Regions from separate parts of the Homo sapiens genome. Here regions 1, 2, 3, 4, 5 and 6 are each linked to region 7. A link is a contact called in ENCODE Hi-C or POLR2A ChIA-PET data. All regions are on one chromosome and are shown on one strand. Each heading gives the region's core, a stretch centred on a gene start or an enhancer-like site at or near the end of the contact. The rest is flanking DNA. Distances are from core to core; before and after follow the strand shown. Region 1 holds the start of QRICH1 (glutamine rich 1). Region 2 holds the start of NDUFAF3 (NADH:ubiquinone oxidoreductase complex assembly factor 3). Region 3 holds the start of PFKFB4 (6-phosphofructo-2-kinase/fructose-2,6-biphosphatase 4). Region 4 holds the start of IP6K2 (inositol hexakisphosphate kinase 2). Region 5 holds the start of MANF (mesencephalic astrocyte derived neurotrophic factor). Region 6 holds the start of RPL29 (ribosomal protein L29). Region 7 holds the start of GNAI2 (G protein subunit alpha i2).

Region 1 (2,700 bases), core at 11-2,510, 1.1 Mb before region 7:
AATTTCTGCTGGGATTTCTGCAATTTCAAAAAAGGTAAAGCACTGATTCTCAGGTTGTTCCATTTTGTTTAAGGCCAACTTTTTGGCTGAGGCAAAGGTGGGCCTTTAATATAATAAAGTAAGCCCCTCCCACTTACGCAAAAGAAAAGCTGCGTTTAAGGATTTAAACTGGCATTTTAGAGCTCGGAGTTCACATGGGCCACATAAGCGAATTCCCTTCCGGAGCGCACAGAGGTGACGTGTATGAATTACGCTTATGGACGTATTAGTTTCTAATGAAAGATAAGCAGGTACCACTCAAGGGCCTTCTAATATTAACCTTCCCTGCCCGGCAGAAAGCCCAGTACAAGGTGAGGAAATCCGAAGGGGCTCACTGCCCTCTCAAACCAAGAGGGCTTGGTTTCCGAAGCAGAGAAACACCCTACCCAAGCACCCGCACCGTACTTGGGCCTCAAGTAACGGCATTCTTCGAGGAGAACGGGCAATCTCGCCCCCCTCACAGAGGAGCGGAACCGCAAGCCAGACAGCAAAGCTGGTTGGTTTCTCTCCAGGCCGAGGCCACGGATGCCCGGGAACGTCACCAGACCAGAAAGGACCCAATCCTCAACCTTCCCAGCGCAACGAGCCGCGGCCGGCCCTCTGCTCAGCAGAAGCCTCCTGCGCGCTCTCGAGGCAGCACCGCCACCCGATATCAGAGCGCGCGCCCCAAAACTGGGGGTCGTCACGGGCGCGCGCTCCAGAAAGCCGCGGTTGCCCACGGGCCACAGCTCCTAGAGCAGAGATATCCGGGCCGGGAACGCGCACGTCGGCGGCCACGCGCACCGAGAGCCGCACAGCGCGCGCGCGTAAAAACAGGCTCAGCCGCGCGCCCGCACCGGCGCGCCATCTCGCGCCGCGCCCACCCAAATCCCCGGGCCACCCCTCCCCCATCCACAGGGCGGGGTGCGCTAGCCCAGGAACGTTTTCGGCTCCGGAGCCGCCCCGAACTCTCCAGGGCCCAGCGGTAGTGGCCCGCCCGCCCCCGCCCGCCGTTGTGTGGGGTGGGCCCCCCGTCTCAGGCCTACAGCTTCGCCGCATCCCCACCCGCACTGGAGCCCTCACCCGGCGACGTCACTGCCGCCGCCGCCGCCGCCTCCGCTGCACCCGCCGGCCCCGCCGCACCGCCAGGGACCCTGGTTCTGCCGTCGTCGCTCCAAGACCGACAGGGTTTTCTCCTCACAGCTCCCTGGGCGCCATCTTACATTCAACCCTCACAGCCAATAGGAGCCGATTGCTCCTCTCGCGATAATCGGGGCGTCGGATCCCGCGAGATCTGGGACTGCCTACCGGCCAAAATTAAAGTGAACGCTTCAGCAGGGGAAGGTGGCCGCGCTTCTGGCCGCTAGAGCGGATAGTGGATCCTAGGGTATGGAGCGGCTCGCTCCGCCCATGGACGCCTCTCCATGTGGGGCGGAGCTAGGGCCGTGGCTTGGCCTAGTAGTGGAGTCTCGGAAGGCTAGGGCTCCAAGCTAGCTCTTTGGACCCACCTTCCGTCGCCCGCCAGAGCCTCCTTTGGTCGAGCACGCCCACGCGGGGCGGGGCCTGGCCAGGCTCGGCCTCTCGCTTAAGGTGGACCCCACAAACTTCTGTCCTGGGCCTGGCGTCCCCAGCCGTGCCCTGCCTGGGAAGCCTCTAGGTTGCTCACCTCCTGGAGGAGTCAGCATCTGGTACTCCCGCTGTCTGCTGCCATCTGAGTTCAGCCTTCCGCAGTTGGGTCCACCTTAAAGCGGGCCCCCGGGTAGCCTAGTGTTTGTATACAGGGAAAATGTGGAAGGCGTTAAAGCTGCAGGCACACTCGGGCCTCAGCAGCAGCCTACACTGCCCCCAGAGGGCTTCCAGCCTGCTGTAGACTCTTTTTGCCTCGGAGCTTTTGCCCTTGTTCCTCTTATCCTGGCAAACTCCCCGTAGTCTTTCGTGATTCCCTTCAGAAGTCACTTCGTTAGAGTAATGTTTTCTGAGGCCCAGGCTGGGTCAGGAACCTCTTCCAGTCTTGCACAGGCCCCAGGGAGACCGCTCCCATACAGTGCTTGGTCACCCATTTCCCCTCCCGTGAACTTGGAAGGCCACCACAGCACGTATGCCCCATCTCACTTTGCCTGGCACGTAGTAGGCACTCAAAAATTATATGCCGAATGGGCCGGGCACGGTGGCTGAAGTCTGTAATCCCAACACTTTGGGAGACCGAGGCGGGTGAATCACCTGAGGTCAGGAGTTTGAGACCAGCCTGGCCAACATGGTGAACCCCGTCTCTACTAAAAATACAAAATTAGCCGAGTGTGGTGGTGCATGCCTGTGATCCCAGCTACTTAAGAGGCTGAGGCAGGAAAACTGCTTGAACCTGGGAGGCAGAGGTTGCAGTGAGCTGAGATCACACCATTGCACTGCAGCTTGGGGGACAAGAGTGAGACTCCGTCTCAAAAATAAAAAAGAATTATAGGCTGATTGGGCGCAGTGGCTCACGCCTGCAATCCCAGCACTTTGGGAGGCCGAGGCGGGCAGATCACCTGGGGTCAGGAGTTCCAGACCAGTCTGGCCAATTTGGCAAAACCCCGTCTCTACTGAAATTACAAAAATTATTCAGGAGTGGTGGCGCCCGCCTGTAATCCCAGCTACTTGGGAGGCTGAGGCACGAGAATCGCTTGAACCCGGGAGGCAGAGGTT
Region 2 (2,700 bases), core at 112-2,611, 1.2 Mb before region 7:
ACATCAGAACCCGCCCATCCCCAGTCCCAGGAGGAAGACCCGGGAGTAGGTTGTGAAACGGAGTCTAGAGGGAACAAGACGCTCACCTGGGCCACAGAACAATAGAAGGGGAGGTGGGGGCCTCCCCTGGGACCGGGTCCCGATCCGGATTAGATCCGTGGGGCAGGATTAGCCCTGTTGGTCCCACGAAGCCTGGGCCACTGGTGCGGTGACGGTGGTGGGGCGGGCTTCGGAATCCGTCAGGAGGGAAGCGCGCCCGTGGGGCCGGAGAGGAAGTAAACCCGCGCGTCCACCTCGGGGACACCCCCGCGCTCGGTGGCCTTTGTCCGGTGACGCTGCCAGCGCCCGGAGCACCAGGGGCCGAAGGGGTCCACAGAGCAGCCGCGGGACCCCCGGAAACCCATTGCGACCGGCCCCAGGAGACCCACCACCAGGCTCCCACTGTGCCGAGCTTCCCGCTCGCCCGGCCCCGCGGGTAGCGAAAGCGACAATGTTCCCCTGAGGCCACGACAGAGCCGGCGTGCCGAGATGCCCAAACCCCGCGCGGGGGCCAGCGACTCTCGCGCCAGTAGGCCCTTGACTTGGATCAAGACGGGGGACGGGGGACTCCCAGGACGCGAGCAGAGTGAACGAGGACAAGGTGATGCTCCACGCGCTTCTACTTCAAGTCTGGTCCGGTTCGGCCTGGTCTGGGCCAGCCGAACAGCCACCCAAACACTATCACAGCTTGCCCTTCCGCTTGCTCTGGCTGCCTGCAGACTTGGAGCCATTTTAAGGAGAAACCACCTGGCCACGCCCCCTAGAGAACCCGAGAAGCCAATCCACGCTCGGCCACGCCCCTCTCCGCGCGCTGCGGAGAGGCCAACGGTCGCGCGGGTGACGGTTAGGGCGGGGCGTGCTTCCGCGTCTAGCCGGAGAAACTTGAGCCGGCTGCCCCGCCCACGGTGCCCGAAGCCCCAAAGGCTGGAATTAGGGGCTAGAAGTCTGGCACCCACCGCCTGGCCAGGTGTTCGGGACGCGACCAGGTGGGCGGTCGCCCCGCCCCGGGAGCGCGGCTTAATAGCTGAGAGCCCGGGGGCCAGGCCGCGGCTGCGGCCCAGGCAACGCCCTGAGGGTGGCCACGCTGCCAGGTGTTCCACTCCCCCGGGACTATGGGCAAGGGCCCGGGGCGGGGAGGGCGGCAGGTGCTGACACTGGAGCTGCGCCGGAGGTCGGGGAACTCGGCCTCCTAAGACTGAGGACACTCGCCTGCTGGGCCGGTCGAGCTGTGCGGTGCCCTCCGGGACGCAGGGGGCGCTGCAGCCACGCTGGGTCAGGCTCCGCAGGGCCCTCCCAACCCGGGGACTAACGGCGCCGGTGACGACTTCGCCGCGCGTTGGTCAGCCATGGCCACCGCTCTCGCGCTACGTAGCTTGTACCGAGCGCGACCCTCGCTGCGCTGTCCGCCCGTTGAGCTTCCCTGGTGAGCTTGGACCCCGCGCCCTCGACCATCCAGCCCCCTAGGGCCGGCGACTGCCAGCCCAGCACCTTCCGGCCTCTCGGGCTGCCCGGCCCGGCCCCGCGCCCCTGACCCTTTCCCTCCGCAGGGCCCCGCGGCGAGGGCATCGGCTCTCGCCGGCGGATGACGAGCTGTATCAGCGGACGCGCATCTCTCTGCTGCAACGCGAGGCCGCTCAGGCAATGTACATCGACAGCTACAACAGCCGCGGCTTCATGATAAACGGAAACCGCGTGCTCGGCCCCTGCGCTCTGCTCCCGCACTCGGTGGTGCAGTGGAACGTGAGTCCTGGCCCGCAGTGTGGAAACTGAGGCCCAGAGTCACAGGCCCTCACCCTGCTTGGTCCCTGCAAACTTGGCTTTCCTCTGTCTCCTCCTGCAGTGGATGGAGATGGGGAGAGGCTGCGTGGATTTGTCGTATTAAATGTGCCTCCTCCCTGCACAGGTGGGATCCCACCAGGACATCACCGAAGACAGCTTTTCCCTCTTCTGGTTGCTGGAGCCCCGGATAGGTACTGGGGAAGGGGAGGGAGAACAGAGGTGTTCTGGGCCCCAGAAGGCGACCCCCACTGCAGCCTCTCAACAGAACTGTAGACTAGCCACACCCACCCTTCCCTAGAGATCGTGGTGGTGGGGACTGGAGACCGGACCGAGAGGCTGCAGTCCCAGGTGCTTCAAGCCATGAGGCAGCGGGGCATTGCTGTGGAAGTGCAGGACACGGTGAGTCCCGGGACTGGGGCATGCTGCGGGGAGCACAGGCCTGGCGCTAGACAGGCTGATGCTGGCCTTTTCTTTGCAGCCCAATGCCTGTGCCACCTTCAACTTCCTGTGTCATGAAGGCCGAGTAACTGGAGCTGCTCTCATCCCTCCACCAGGAGGGACTTCACTTACATCTTTGGGCCAAGCTGCTCAATGAACCGCCAGGAACTGACCTGCTGACTGCACTCTGCCAGGCTTCCCAATGCTTTCACTCTTATCTACCCTTTGGCACTTATCTTGCTTATCAACATAATAATTTATACACTTCTCCCATTTTGTATCAGGTGTGTTGCTGGCCAGGAGCTGATGGCTCACTGGGCTCTTGGAGGGGAATGTGAAGAAACCAAGGAGTCACTTTTTCATCTAGATTACTTAGGATTCCTTGACTTTTCAGAAGTCGGGAAGCAGTATGTTTGCCTGTTGTAGACCTACTTGCTCACATGC
Region 3 (2,700 bases), core at 118-2,617, 1.7 Mb before region 7:
TATCATACATAAGCAGAGGCAGGATCACAGGGAGACCCAGGCATGTCACTCAATCTCCTGATCTCCATTTCACTGTCTGTTAAACTAGATGTTCTCTGAGGTGCTGGACAAGCTGCAAATTCATTACAATGTTTCAGTTACTCCTAAAACAAATCTTTCTTTTCCTGGTAATAAAAAAGTTGCAGGCCAGGACCCACGCCTGTAATCTCAACACTTCGGAAGGCCGAGGCCAGAGGATCCACTTGAAGCCATGAGTTGGAGACCAGCCCAGACAACATAGCAAGACCCTGTCTCTACAAAAAAAAAGAAAAAAGAAAAAAAAAAGCTGGGTGTGGTGGCGCACCTATAATCCCAGCTAATCGGGAGGTTGAGGTGGGAGGATTGCTTGAGCCCAGAAGGTCGTGGCTGCAGTGAACTATGATCGCGCCACTGCACTTGCTCCAGCTTGGGCCACTGAGCGAGACTCATCTCTTAAAAAAAAAAAAAACTGCCAGCTCATTTAAGGACAGGCAGAAACTCAAGGAAGCGGTTTAAACACCTGGGACCCTAGGAGAGGTGAGCCCCTTAACAATTCCATGAATTTCAGCATTCTCCTAGCTGTTTCACTCTCCAGTTTTACTGTACACCCATGACCCCAGGTGGATACTTACATGTCCCGGGACACAGACACAGGCCCACACGGCATACTTTTCTGTCTCTATCCTGAGCACATCTCTGCTGAAGTTCCTGCCCAAGCTCAGCTTTAAGGCCAAGAGGCACCCTTCCTCCTGTTGGAAAACTAGCCCACCTTTGAAAGTTCTGGGCTCAGAGAGGCCAAGTAATTCACCTAGGGCCACACAGCTCAGTTCCAGTCCAACAACCCGGCCCACACTCCTTGGCCAGGAGAGAGGGAAGGGCCTGGGGTGCCCACAGGGTCCTCCCCAGACTGGGGGCGATGGGGATTGGAGAGGGAAGCGAGGGGGCCAGAGCCCTCCCCGAGGTGATGGTGGCCAGACCTAGCCACCGCCAAGCCGATATGCCCCCACACACCTGTCCCCGCCCCCTGCTCTGCCACACCTGTCTCTGGCCCACCACTGTCACGACCGCCTCACCTGTCCCCAGCAGCCTCCCCAGTCACGGCAACCTCACCTGTCCCCGGTTCCCCATCTGTCTCCCGCCCCTTCTCCATGCGAGACCCCCGCCCAGGCCGCCCTACCCACCCATCCCGGTGCACCTCCCACCTCCTCCCAGAGGACCCCGCCTCACCACCGCGCTGGCAAGCGTGCAGAGCGGGCCGCCCATTGCTGTATGGCATCCAGATCTTCTTCAGGGGGTTCTGTGTCAATTCCCGTGGGGACGCCATCCCGGGGCCGGGATGAGTCGGACTGCGCCGCTTCCAACCCAGCAGCCGGGCCACCTCGGGCCACCCGAGGTCCCGCCCCTTGGGCCCCGCCCCTCCTCAAGCCGCGACAGCCCATGTCTATCTTCCCGCAGGTCCCGCCCCAGAGTGAGTAGGCTCCGCCCCAGCTGAAAGGGGCCCGGCCTCCGACCACGCATGCCCAACTCACCTACCCGCCCGTTTTGGAACAAGTGGGCCCAGTTCTTCAGGCCAGGATCGAGAATGCGCATGCTCAACTCCGGATTGTACTGGTCCCGCCCCAGTTCAAGGCCCGGATTGTGCAGGCCCGCCCCGGATGCGCAAACTCAGCTCTCCCAACCTGCCCGCGCTGATTTGCATAGGCCCCACCTACGGGCTCCGCCCTGGCGCTGCATCCCTGAGCAGCGGCACGCGTGAATTCTGCTACCTCCTTGCTAGGGAGCCCAGGGCCCCCAGGAGGGAGGGGTTTTCATGCAGTGGGACGAGGCCTACGTGACCCGCACGGCCAGGTTGGTCAGAGCCGACAGGGGCCAGTAGGCCTGCAGTCCCAGCCGTCAACTCCGCTGCGCCCTCCTGCCCCTCCTCGGGGTCCCCCTTGACTGCTCCGAGCCCCGGGACTCTTCCGCCGTCCATAGGAGCATGCTCAACCACGCTGGAAAAGCTCTTTTACCTCATGGATAGAGACTCAAAACACATTTCAATATTGTTCCTCTTTCTTTGCTTTGGCTGCTGGGAGCAAATGCGTGGGACTTTTTTTTTTTGAGACGGAGTTTCGCTCCTGTTGCCCAGGCTGGAGTGCAATGGCGCTATCTTGGCTCACTGCAACCTCCGCCTCCCGGGTTCAAGGGATGCTCCTGCCTCGGGTTCCCAAGTAGCTGGGATTACAGGCGCCCACCACCACGCCCTGCTAATTTTTGTATTTTTAGTAGAGGCGGGATTTCACCACGTTGGCCGGGCTGGTCTCGAACTCCTGACCTCAGGTGATACGCCCTCCTCAGCCTTCCAAAGTGCTGGGATTACAGGCGTGAGCCACCGCGCCCGGCCGTGCGTGGCACTTAGTAACCAAGTACTTTGGGTACTCACTAAGCCCTGGGAGTATCTTAATCGTCTTTCCAGAATTTCATTTTTTACAATTTTTTTTTGATTTTTAGTATTTTGGTTTTTTTAACTAAAGTTTTACATATTTTTTGAAAATAATATGTTAATAACATTTTCTCTTCAGGAAAATGGGATGTGCACATTGTCTATCTTACAGTATTACAGTATAAATTAAGTATGTCAATCTCTAAGAAATTCATTTTAAAATACGTTATGGTTGCCTTTTACTATATTTGTATCTCCCT
Region 4 (2,700 bases), core at 23-2,522, 1.5 Mb before region 7:
AGGCCATCAATTTGCCTATTATGTCAAATGTGATAAAGTATTCATTTGGCCCTTTCTAACTCTGATAGTGGCTAAAGTTAAAACAACACCCTGAAGCTTCTCTTTAAATACTTAACACCCAAGTTACACGATGCAATTATACAAACCCCACAGCAACAACCTATATAAATAAGCATCTTAGTTCACTTAAAATATTACCTGGCTACAACTGCAAATACAGCAAACATTTTAAACACTAGAATTCAACAAAATTACTGTAATCATGGTCCTCTATTAAAAATATCATAGAACCGATGATCTACAACATTTTTGTTACCACGTTCCAAAGTGCCAGTACTTTTTCTTAAAACTATTCAAGATGATTTTTTGTTCTGTGTACATTCTGCTACGGAAATGTTTAATTCCAAGCAGTGACTAGTTCTGTTTTCCCTGGTATTTAAGAGCACTGGATTTTACTGGTTTCTACATTTTATTTTCACTCACTTTTCTGCTAGTGTAGCTTAGTTGATATATGAGAACGAATACAATCCTAAAATGAAATAAGCCATTAGGATGCAAAAGACAAAAGCGGTCTGTAATCAAACGTAAAGAGTGGAAATATCACTATAAAGGTGTCCTCTTATCCATTTAAAGGCATTTTTTCTATAATAAGGTTAAGTGTGTAGATTCCCTCATCGAACACCATCTGACGGGCCCAAATGGCATTCAACACTCAAAATGGCTGCACATCTGCCGACCCCAGGTAACAGTACCTGAGGCGCTGAGCTGACTCCCTATCCAAAGATCCGGGAAGACCCCTCCACCCGCCAAATATCTGGGGAGATCGTGGCCGCCAATGACCTGGGGAGACCCCTCAATGACACCGTAGATCTTGCGCTTCCCAAGACCCGGGGAGATCTCAATGACCAGGAAAGATCCTGCCCTCCCCCAAACCCGGGAGACCCCCTCCAATGACCGGGGAGGATGCTGGACCCCCAAAACCACGGAAATCCCTCCCCCAATGATCAGAAGAAAAACCCTCCTCCCAAATGACCCAGGGAAATCGAATCCACAGGGACCCCGGGAGATTTCCCCCACAATGACCACGGAAGAAGTCTTTCCCAAATAACCTGGGAGACTCCAATGATCAGAGATCCCGTTTCCCAGTAGCCTGAAAAAATCTCCCTCAAAGCTCCTCGGGCACTAGGGCCATAGGACGCGAGCTTTACCTGCCGCCTCAGCCGGGTTCCTCGGCGTTTCCGTCCTATTGTTTCTCTCGCACCAAAATGGCTGCGGCCAGGCCGAGCCCCGCCCCCTGCACCTCGCTCCCGGTGCCCCTCACTATTGGCTCGTCCTAGGAGCTGCGCACGCGGACTGGACAGCCTGAAAGGCGCTGTTGCTAGGGTGCCAGGATTCGCTGCAGCAGCTTCCGGAAAAGGCGGTGACTGGGGGCGGGGCCAGAGAGGGCGGAGCATTGTCCTCCGTCTGGGAGGGTGGGCCGGAGGTCTGACGGGCGGTTGGGTGGATAGACTAGCTGCGGGCCGATGGACAGCAGGATACCTGGGAAACAGATGGATTGACCAACAGTCTTGGTTTGTTCAGTAGTGAGCGATTTCGCAGGATGCAGGAATTTCAATGCTAACACAGAGACAGTCCACTACAAACTGGGAAGTTGGTCACTCTAGCAGATGGACAGAAGACTGGATGTGAATAGACGGAAAGAGGGACAAAAGAGTGCCTGTAGACGGTGGACAAAGAAATGGTTATAGATACAGACAGACAGATTATTAGATATGGAAGGGTGGACAGAGAAGTGGCCATAGAGTTTTCTGGGGACTGGTGGATGACCCAGTGCCCAACCCAGCTCCCACCAAGCACCACACCACAGGGCTTGTCTGAGGCTCATTTGTCTTGGGCCTGTGTTGGACAGAAGGGCTCTCACCTGAGTGAATGTCAGCATAGCTGTGAAAGGCAAAGGAGAGGGTTAGTGCCACTGAGAATGGGCAGAGCCTCCTACCTGATCTCTGCTCTTTCTGTAAAGGAGAACAATGTTGCAGCCCTGTGTACTGGGCATTTGCAAAGGTGTAAATTCACTCATACACTTTTTAATTCAACAAGTATTTATTAAGCACTTACACTCGGTATTGGAAATACAGCAGTGAACAAAAAAGGAAAATAAATAAATATCCCTGACCTTATAACAGTGGATAGGAGAGACTTCTGTGAGCAGCTCCTCTCACCTTAGCATGTGGTTTCCAGGGCTCCATGTCCTCCTGGTTTCCTCCAGTCTCACCAGTTTCTCATCTGTGTGTTTTCTCTTTGTCTACACTCACTCTTCCAAAATCTTATCCAGGCTCATGACTTCAAATGCCACCTACATGTCAATCACTCCTAAAAGTGTTTGTCCAGTCCAGACCCTTCCTGAGTGGCAGATTCACTAGTCCCACTGTCAACTAGACATCTGCACTCTGACTTCCAGTTGCTGGCATCTCAAACGCAACTTGTGCTACCCTAACACTGGCTCATCCGCCAAACCTACTTCACCCCACTTTCCCCAAATTGAGTGATAGCATCTCAGCCCTTCTTATTGCTCAAGTCAAACACCTCAAAGTACCCCTTGACTACTCTCTTTCCCATCTATATTCAGTGCACCAGGAAGGTCTGCTGTCTCCATCAGCATCATCTACCCAGAATGAAATCACTTCTTGCCACCTCCATACC
Region 5 (2,700 bases), core at 168-2,667, 1.1 Mb after region 7:
CACTATAAATGTGTTTTTAACCTCCCGCATTCTGTGCTTATTTAAAACAAGGAAACTTCTAACCATTTCTTTTGTGTATTCATGTTTAAAGAAAAAAAGTGATTTAAAAATGATCTTACCTGTACCAGAAAAGCAAAGTTAAAGGAAACAAAATTTGTACCATTGTCCCAAGAGGTATTTTACTGTATATATTGTGGTAGCATGTTCAAAATCCAACAAGTAATGTGAATTTTAGATGTAAATATCTGCCACTTGATTTTTTTTCCCCCTTTCCCCACTTCCTTGACTGCTGTGATGTGAATTAAAGATAAATACGTGATACTGATCCACTGAATTCACTGAATGGGAGCAGAGGATGTGCCCCTCTCCAACCCTTGTCGCCGGGCTCCAAGCCCTTTTTAGCCCTATAGACATGTCCTTTTTGCACTGAGTAGAGCCAACGGTTCCCGCATCCTGCCTTGAAGGCAGGCAGCCAGGAGGGCACTTGAAAGGAGGGCAGTCGAAAAGGAAACATCCTCCAGTGCTTCTCTGGTGATTCCCGGGACCCCACTCAGGAGGTCCCACGGCAGCGGGGGACCCCGAGGGCCTAGCCGGGGAGGCAGGAGGAGGCTGGCCAGCCACCAAGCCACGATTCAGAGCTTGTAAGGGCACCTCCCGAGCCCCTCACCTTCCCACTCTGAGGCGACCCCATGTCCTCGACCGATGATCTGGCCCGGGCGCTTCCCTCCACGGTCTAGAGTGGCGGCCCAGCTTTGAGCTTGGCGCGCCTTGAGCCCTTCCTTCAGATGTCCCGCAGTCCGTCCACCCCGCACGTCTCCTATCAGCCTATGCACGGCGGGCTCCGGTCAGGTGGAGGATCAGCAGGTGGGCTTTCAAAGGTTGGATCCGTTGCCCACGCGAATGAAAGAAGAAAAAAGAAACCTCTTTGAGCCTTGCCTGCGGCCGCCCGCCCTTCCTGCCTAACCTGTTGTCTTGGCTGACCCCAGAACTCCTGCACCACGAGTCGGAGTCCGGGCGAGGAGATCAGCAGGGGTTTTCGAGGGAGCCTGGGGCCCAGGGCAGGGGTACGCGGGTCAACTCAACAGATGTAAGGCGTGGCCGAACCCCATTCAGCTAGCAGTACCCAGCCTCAGCCACAGTCGCTGCCCTTACCCAAGATGGCGGCCCACACCGCTTCCGTCGCTGCTGTAGTCGCTTCCTGCGGCCAGCCCGGGTTCAATCAGCGGCCGACAACTGTCTAGGGCTCAGACACCACCAGCCAATGAGGGAGGGCAGCGTGGAGCCGCCCGTCTGGGCTCGCGGCTCCTGGACCAATGGGGAAGTGGCATGTGGGAGGGCGCCGGGGGGCCCCCCGCCAATGGGGAGCTACGGCGCGCGGCCGGGACTTGGAGGCGGTGCGGCGCGGCGGGTGCGGTTCAGTCGGTCGGCGGCGGCAGCGGAGGAGGAGGAGGAGGAGGAGGATGAGGAGGATGAGGAGGATGTGGGCCACGCAGGGGCTGGCGGTGGCGCTGGCTCTGAGCGTGCTGCCGGGCAGCCGGGCGCTGCGGCCGGGCGACTGCGAAGGTGCGGGATAGGGGGCCGGGGGCCGCGCTCCGTGACCGTTCTGGCGGCGGCGCTGAACCCCACAACATCACCAGACGGCCGGGGCCAAGAGGGCGAGGGCGGGGGCGGGGGCGGGGGCGACAGCAGGTCCCCGCGGGGCCTGCATGAGGAGGCTCCGGCGCCCGCCCTAGTAAATCTTTCTTGGGCCTAGAAAACATTGGTCCGACGAAGAAAAGTTGAGACTAGATCCCGTTGAAAACTTGTCCTGAAATCTCCATCACTCCTGAGTTATTGTCCCCACCACCATCTAGAGGTTACCGCTCCCCGTTCGGCGTCGGGAGCTCCAGGGCTGGCCGTGGGTGCTGCGCCCTGTCTGTTGGGATCACGAAGCTGCACCTCTGGGTCCGCTGTTGTATTTGGAAATTAGCAGCAGCATTTTGATCATTTTTCTCTTCACCTTCCAGTCTCTCCATTTATGAGGTCACAGTGAGTCCCGTCTCAAGGACACGTGTTCACCATGGGCTTAAACTTGATGAAAGGAGCAGGGAGAAGTCGTTTATAGGTCATTGGGTGATGCTTGGTCCTTTGATGCCCTGGGTGTACCAGGGGACCCCCGCCACTTGGAACCGGGTTCTGTCTACCTGTAGACACCTGAGAAAAATCGGTGATGGAAAAGCTCACCTCTAATGATTCATCTCCGTGTCTCCTATTAAAATTGCTGGCGGAGTTCTTTTCTGGTGGATTGGAACAGCTTGGTGATTGCTGAGCATCTCCCGTCCCTCTCTTTTCCAGTTTGTATTTCTTATCTGGGAAGATTTTACCAGGACCTCAAAGACAGAGATGTCACATTCTCACCAGCCACTATTGAAAACGAACTTATAAAGTTCTGCCGGGAAGCAAGAGGCAAAGAGAATCGGTTGGTAAGTAGCTGGTGATCCTCCCCAACTGGCCCTGGCTCATGTTAACCCTCGGCTTCACCAGCCGTTTGATAAAAGGCCTTGCCCACCTCTCTGTTCAGGAAGCCAGCTACTCTCTCCATAAACTAATGTGAGAAGACTGAAGTGCTTCTATGTCCTTCCCAAAGCAGCATGTGTTCTGCAACTGTGATTTTTTTTTATCCTGTTAGTCTTTATTAAGCACCTACTATGTGCTAGGCAC
Region 6 (2,700 bases), core at 96-2,595, 1.8 Mb after region 7:
GTGATTCACTCCACGGAACAGAGAGCAAAAGTAAAGGGAAGGAACAGACTGGGGACATGCTCAGCTCTCCCCTAGACCCTCCAGCCTTCTCAGCTAATCCTTAGAACCCCCTGACACAGGAAGAGAAGCTGACCCCAACTCCAGCACTGGGTCAGATGGAGGTCATAAGGCTGGTCAGTGTGGGAATGTGCCCTGCACGCACTCAGACAAGGCCACTCCTTACCCTAAGTGCCACTGCCAAGCAAGGGAGATAGCCAAACTGCCCTCAGGAGGCAGGTTACACCCTGACCAGAGGGTTACACTTCAGGCTGTGGAGACCAAGGAAAGCTTTATTATGGGTCTGGTAGGGTAGAAAAAGGAATTGCAGGCTTTGGGTGGGCCAGTTAGGCTGTGCTCAGGCAGAAGCCAAAGCTAGAGAAAAACTACATGAGAGGCCTTGACTGTGCACCTGGAACCAAGAAAAGACACTTCCATGTGATTCAGTGCACTCACCCCCTTAAGAGATTCGTATCTTTGTGATCGGGGTTTCTTGATACCATTTCTGTGCCATTTTCGGGCTGTGGGAGAAAAAAAGGGAATTAAGCCAACAAAGAACTTTCCTCTAATAAGACCACCCAACATCACAGCTGGCAAGTCTGGGAGAACCAACACTTCCTACAGCAGCTACACTTGAGATATGGGAAACCCTTACTACTAAATGCAAAACACTCTGTATCTCAAGTAGATCTCTAAACCTATAAACCCTAAAGTTATTACTGGGTGAAATCAATCAGCCTCAGGCCCACAATGGAAACGTGCCCCTTCATCTCTGTCCCAGTTTGCCTGAACCAGTCCTTGCCAGGGTCTGGGATGTAGGCAGGGCCCAAAAAACTTACACTGGTTGTGTGTGGTGTGGTTCTTGGACTTGGCCATGTCTGCACCTGGAAGACAAAAGTGGAGATCAGGGTTAAGGGCTCGCCAGGCTGGGCCACCTCTGCCCCCCCCATTCTGGTCAGAATGAGCCTGCAGGCAGAGAATGTGCAGCCTCCACGAGTCTCGGCTTACTCTGCACGACCAAACGCCAGTCCTGGCCTCCCAAACCCAGGTAATGATGCCCTGAAATCAACTCCTTACCCCCGGAAAGCTGCATTCCCCAATAAAGTGGCTTTCCCTGCCATCCCCCTCCTAGGACCTAGAAGCACCATTCCCACCCCGCAGCTTTTGCTCCCGACAGACACACGGTCGGTCACCAGTCCTCTCCGCAGCCCGCGCCCCGCCGCCACCCGTAAGTCGCGGATGGCATCGGATGCCGCGCGGCCAACACTCACCATAAGCCGCGGCTCCCGAAGCGCCTAGAACCGGAAGAGAAAGGGGCTGCGGTGCAGCACGGGAAATAGGGTCAACAACGCCGGAAAGTACTACTGGAAAAGCTTCCCCAGGCTCCGCGAAGAAAAGTTCCGAAGCCCGGAAGAACGCAAGCCAGACGTGGAGGCGGTGCTACGAGCTTGCCTCCGCCCCCTTCAGGCTGCCTCCTCCCTTCTCTGTTTCTCCAGGACCTGTCTCTTAAGTCTTATTCAAGATACTGAAAAAGAAAGGAGTCCTTGAGGGATGTTGTTGGGCAAGAAGATCTGTGTTCTTTTTCTTTTTTTTTTTTTTTGAGACGGAGTTTCGCTCTTCCACCGAGGCTGGAGGGCAGTGGCACAATCTCGGCCCACTGCAACCTCCGCCTTCCGGTTTCAAGCGATTCTCTTGCCTCAGCCTCCCGAGTAGCTGGGATTACAGGCGCCCACCACCACGCCCGGCTAATTTTTACATTTTTAGTAGAGACGGGGTTTCACCATGTTGGCCAGGCTGGTCTCGAACTCCTGACCTCGCGATCCGCTCGCCTCTGTCCCCCAAAGTGCTGGGATTACAGGCGTGAGCCACCGCACCTGGCCGATCTGTGTTCTTAAAAGCACCCCTGTAATCCCAGCACTTTGGGAGGCTGAGGTGGGCGGATCACGAGGTCAGGAGTTCCAGACCAGCCTGGACAACATGGTGAAACCCCATCTCTACTAAAAATCCAAAAAAAAAAAAAAAAAAAAAAAAAAAATTCACGGGGCGTGGTGGCACGTGCCTGTAATCCCAGCTACTCTGGAGGCTGAGGCAGGAGAATTGCTTGAATCTGGGAGGTGGAGGTTGCAGTGAGCCAAGATCGCACCATTGCACTCCAGCCTGGGCTACAGGGCGAGACTCTGTCTCAAAAAAAAAAAAGAAAAGCACGCCTGACTCTTTCGTGGAGAAGGAGCAGAGGGGAGGAAGGAGAGAGGGCTGCCTGGACCTGAGGGAGGACAGTGGGAATGCAGAGGAGTGGACAAAGAAAGAGTACTGGACTTGGGACACAGAAGATGAGGGAGAAAAAGGAGGCAAGGATAGCCCCTATGTCTTTGGCTTGACAACTGGGTGAATGGTGGGCTGTTTACAGAGATGGAAGATTGAGTGGGGAGCAGGGGCTTTGTTTGTTTTGTTTTGAGGGGGAATGATGAGCCAGATATTTTTGTTGGATGCATTAAATGTGAGATGCCTGTTGGACATCAGAATTGAGAAATTGTTGCCTCTAACAACTCTGTTGCCTTCTCCACCTCTTCCCCCTATAGTTCATTTTCCACACGGCAGTGGGGCTTGGGGACTTGTTTTAAGATACAAATCAGATCCTGTCCCTTAAATCTGCAAGGACATCCC
Region 7 (2,700 bases), core at 67-2,566:
TCAGCTAGAAACACTGCTGCTTCCACCCCACCTTTGCCTGGCCATAGGGTTGCAGCCATTGCCCAGTGGGGACAGGCCACAGGAGGGTGGGATGTGGGATCATGGCCACCTCCAGACGTGGACAGGCCATGGAAGAGACAGGTCATAAGATCATGGCCACTTTTGTTTCTAGAAGTCCAGTGGCAACTTCTTCCTCTTTCTTCCCTCCCAACCCCCTCACCCTGCCTGCCCGCCCTCCTCTCTTCCTCCCTCTCCACCCTCTCATCCTCTCTCCCTTTCTCCCTTGGGTCCTGATTGCCTGGTCCCAGATTGGAGTCCAGGATGGCTGCCTGCCGAAGAATGCCTCCCGGTAGATTGGGGAAGGATGGATATGAGAAGCCACCCAGCTAAAGGAGACAGCCTAGGCAAAGGTGTAAAGATGGAAACCAATTTTTTTTTTTTTTTTTGAGACGGAGTCTTGCTCTGTCGCCCAAGCTGGAGTGCAATGAATGGCGCGATCTCGGCTCACTGCAACCTCCGCCACCCGGGTTGAAGCAGTTCTCCCGCCTCAGCCTCCTGAGCAGGTGGGATTACAGGCGCCCACGACCACGCCCGGGTAATTTTTGTATTTTTAGTAGAGATGGGGTTTCACCATGTTGGCCAGGCTGGTCTAGAACTCCTGACCTCAAGTGATCTGCCCGCCTCGGCCTCCTAAAGTGCTGGGATTACTGGCGTGAGCCACTGCGCCCGGCCTTTTTTTTTCCTTTTTCGACTAGCTGCAACCCAGAGGGAGAAGGCGGTAAACCCGCCTTAAGACTGAGAAAACCGCAGTCCAGAAAGGCTCCCGAGTTCGTAGATCCCAAAACAAGTTTACTGGACTCATTAACTTTAACAAATGACAAAGACACGCCTCCTCCACCTAACTCGCCCAACTCGCAGAAGCTCAGAGGGCTGGTTCCTGCTCTGCCCTCGAGGGCACCGGATCCCCACCCTCGGGTTAACAGATCCGCCCTCCCGGCTGTCCAGCAACAGAGCTCCCGGCGCTCCGCACCCAATCACAGCCCGGTCCCGCCTGCAGCCCGCCCAGTGCCGGGTCCCGGGGTTTGGAACCACCCCTATTGCCTTTTCTCCGCGTGGCCCCGCCTGCAGCCCAGGCCCGAGCCTGGGCTGCGCCTAACTTCCCCCTTCGCTCCGCCCTCGAGCCAATCAACAGCCTCTAATCTCCTCTGGCCCCGCCTGCAAGCCCGCCCCGGCCCAGTCACAGGCTTGGTTCGCCCAGGCCCCACCCCCGGCCCGCCCCGCCGTCGGTGCGCGGCGGTAGGGAAGGCGCCTCCCGCAGTCGCTCGGAACTGCCGACCCGAGTGCTTCCCGCAGAGGGCTGGTGGTGGGAGCGGAGTGGGTCGGGCGGGGCCGAGCCGGGCCGTGGGCCGTGTGGGGGCCGGGCGGCGGCCGGGCCGGCGGACGGCGGGATGGGCTGCACCGTGAGCGCCGAGGACAAGGCGGCGGCCGAGCGCTCTAAGATGATCGACAAGAACCTGCGGGAGGACGGAGAGAAGGCGGCGCGGGAGGTGAAGTTGCTGCTGTTGGGTGAGGCCGCGTCCCGCACTGGGATCCTTGATTCCCAGCTCGAATCCCCAGACAAGGACTTTGACCTCCCAGACTAGGGCTTCAAACTCCCAGACCCGGGCTGTCTGGGACCCCACACCTGGGCCAGGACCAGGGTTGAAAACTCTAGATTGGACTAGACCTTTGATCCTGCCCAGACTCTAGACCAGACCCCTGTCTCATCCCAGACCCCAGACCTCCAAATCCAGTCAACAGTGCCCCAACACCCGCGGTCCAGTGCCCTGCTTGGCCATCCCCCCTTGCTAACTAGCTTCACAGAACTTCAGAGCCCCGCCATCCTTCCCTACACTTTGCCCAAACCCCCAGGATGCCCGCCACTTGTTCCCCAACCCTCAGGCTCCGCTTGTTTTCCTCACCTGCGCCTTTTATTCCTATTGGGCATGAGCATCCCGCGGGGCCCCTGCCAGGCCCCCCACCCACTCCCTCCTTCTCCTTCTGTGCCCCATCCCTAGTCTGGAATCTGTATCCTCCACCTGTGCACTCTGACCCAAGGAACCTCTCGAGTGGGAAACTGCTCTTGAGCCCCATCTCCAGCTGGAACCCCTTCAGCGAGCCCTGCTCCCTGCTTCCTGCCCTCCAGATCCTTCTCTGCAGGCATCACTCCCGAAACCCTCTGCTGATCCTCCCCTAAGTCCTCTTACACTCTGGCCTTCCCCAGATCCCTCCACCCTTCCTGCACCAAGTGGGCTGGGCTAGGAGGCGGGAGCCCTGGGTTGGAGAGGGCCTAGGCTGCCTTATGCAGAACCCCCACGGGGCTGGATTGAGGCTCCACTGGTCACGCTGGGGGAGGGGGCCAGGCCTCAGGCTTCCCAAGGAGGCTCTATGTTTTCCAGTTTCGAAGGCCAGTCTGGGAAGTAGGAGAGAGAGTGGAGGAGTTAGGGTTGTGGCCGCCTCCAAGGCCAGAAAAGATGGTGGCTGCTAGAGGAGTGGGGGGAAGTGGAAGTGGTGAGACAGCCGACATATTGCTGCCCCTGCGGGTGAGCCCAGGAGATCTGCTAGTAGGTGCTGGGCTGCCCACACCCCTTCTGGGCTGCAAGGCCTGGGATGTAGCCTCTGAGAGTTGGGGGGCTTGTTGGATCTTGGGACCCTGTGAAG

What was found. Hi-C counts contacts between places; a loop is a spot of excess contacts on that map. ChIA-PET counts read pairs that join two places held with the same protein, here RNA polymerase II (POLR2A). Pooled maps may share reads with other maps.
Region 1: a map of naive thymus-derived CD4-positive, alpha-beta T cell shows a loop between it and region 7 (8-fold over the local background). The contact joins the promoter of QRICH1 here to the promoter of GNAI2 in region 7. A Hi-C loop is called at or near these places in 1 of 168 maps with a recorded cell type or tissue (naive thymus-derived CD4-positive, alpha-beta T cell), 1 of 37 single-sample maps with no recorded cell type and 9 of 50 pooled maps.
Region 2: a loop to region 7 is called in a pooled map, with 26 times the contacts of the local background. The contact joins the promoter of NDUFAF3 here to the promoter of GNAI2 in region 7. A Hi-C loop is called at or near these places in 2 of 37 single-sample maps with no recorded cell type and 12 of 50 pooled maps. POLR2A ChIA-PET finds 5 or more read pairs at or near these places in 2 of 52 experiments (AG04449 and activated B cell).
Region 3: a loop to region 7 is called in a map with no recorded cell type, with 11 times the contacts of the local background. The contact joins the promoter of PFKFB4 here to the promoter of GNAI2 in region 7. A Hi-C loop is called at or near these places in 1 of 37 single-sample maps with no recorded cell type and 6 of 50 pooled maps. POLR2A ChIA-PET finds 5 or more read pairs at or near these places in 1 of 52 experiments (H1).
Region 4: a map of B cell shows a loop between it and region 7 (15-fold over the local background). The contact joins the promoter of IP6K2 here to the promoter of GNAI2 in region 7. A Hi-C loop is called at or near these places in 1 of 168 maps with a recorded cell type or tissue (B cell) and 8 of 50 pooled maps. POLR2A ChIA-PET finds 5 or more read pairs at or near these places in 1 of 52 experiments (activated CD4-positive, alpha-beta T cell).
Region 5: a map of CD8-positive, alpha-beta T cell shows a loop between it and region 7 (4-fold over the local background). The contact joins the promoter of MANF here to the promoter of GNAI2 in region 7. A Hi-C loop is called at or near these places in 2 of 168 maps with a recorded cell type or tissue (CD8-positive, alpha-beta T cell and naive thymus-derived CD4-positive, alpha-beta T cell), 3 of 37 single-sample maps with no recorded cell type and 12 of 50 pooled maps.
Region 6: a loop to region 7 is called in a pooled map, with 5 times the contacts of the local background. The contact joins the promoter of RPL29 here to the promoter of GNAI2 in region 7. A Hi-C loop is called at or near these places in 1 of 37 single-sample maps with no recorded cell type and 6 of 50 pooled maps. POLR2A ChIA-PET finds 5 or more read pairs at or near these places in 2 of 52 experiments (activated T-cell and naive thymus-derived CD4-positive, alpha-beta T cell).

Annotation. Positions count from the first base shown.
Region 1 is chr3:49,092,811-49,095,510 of GRCh38, forward strand. It overlaps QRICH1 (glutamine rich 1), which reads right to left and starts at 1,261. Exons shown (of 10, transcript NM_198880.3): 1 at 1,102-1,261. RefSeq lists enhancers at 385-897, 1,266-1,385, 1,496-1,835 and a silencer at 896-1,145.
Region 2 is chr3:49,020,760-49,023,459 of GRCh38, forward strand. NDUFAF3 (NADH:ubiquinone oxidoreductase complex assembly factor 3) reads left to right here and starts at 1,362. Exons shown (of 5, transcript NM_199069.2): 1 at 1,362-1,462; 2 at 1,587-1,779; 3 at 1,943-2,009; 4 at 2,117-2,217; 5 at 2,297-2,700. The coding sequence starts at 1,386. The coding sequence ends at 2,413. It also overlaps a transcript of DALRD3 not described here. RefSeq lists an enhancer at 449-1,218 and silencers at 734-936, 973-1,162, 1,383-1,482, 1,523-1,642, 1,703-1,752.
Region 3 is chr3:48,555,436-48,558,135 of GRCh38, forward strand. PFKFB4 (6-phosphofructo-2-kinase/fructose-2,6-biphosphatase 4) reads right to left here and starts at 1,368. Exons shown (of 14, transcript NM_004567.4): 1 at 1,246-1,368. The coding sequence starts at 1,342. RefSeq lists enhancers at 1,771-1,860, 1,991-2,080.
Region 4 is chr3:48,715,949-48,718,648 of GRCh38, forward strand. It overlaps IP6K2 (inositol hexakisphosphate kinase 2), which reads right to left and starts at 1,273. Exons shown (of 6, transcript NM_016291.4): 1 at 1,209-1,273.
Region 5 is chr3:51,383,874-51,386,573 of GRCh38, forward strand. It overlaps MANF (mesencephalic astrocyte derived neurotrophic factor), which reads left to right and starts at 1,418. Exons shown (of 4, transcript NM_006010.6): 1 at 1,418-1,563; 2 at 2,335-2,462. The coding sequence starts at 1,470. DOCK3 (dedicator of cytokinesis 3) reads left to right here. Exons shown (of 53, transcript NM_004947.5): 53 at 1-325. RefSeq lists an enhancer at 834-1,183 and a silencer at 1,244-1,613.
Region 6 is chr3:51,994,550-51,997,249 of GRCh38, forward strand. It overlaps RPL29 (ribosomal protein L29), which reads right to left and starts at 1,346. Exons shown (of 4, transcript NM_000992.3): 1 at 1,308-1,346; 2 at 876-920; 3 at 493-557. The coding sequence starts at 912. RefSeq lists an enhancer at 1,291-1,450.
Region 7 is chr3:50,234,888-50,237,587 of GRCh38, forward strand. It overlaps GNAI2 (G protein subunit alpha i2), which reads left to right and starts at 1,317. Exons shown (of 9, transcript NM_002070.4): 1 at 1,317-1,566. The coding sequence starts at 1,449. RefSeq lists enhancers at 1-584, 585-1,195 and a silencer at 1,065-1,524.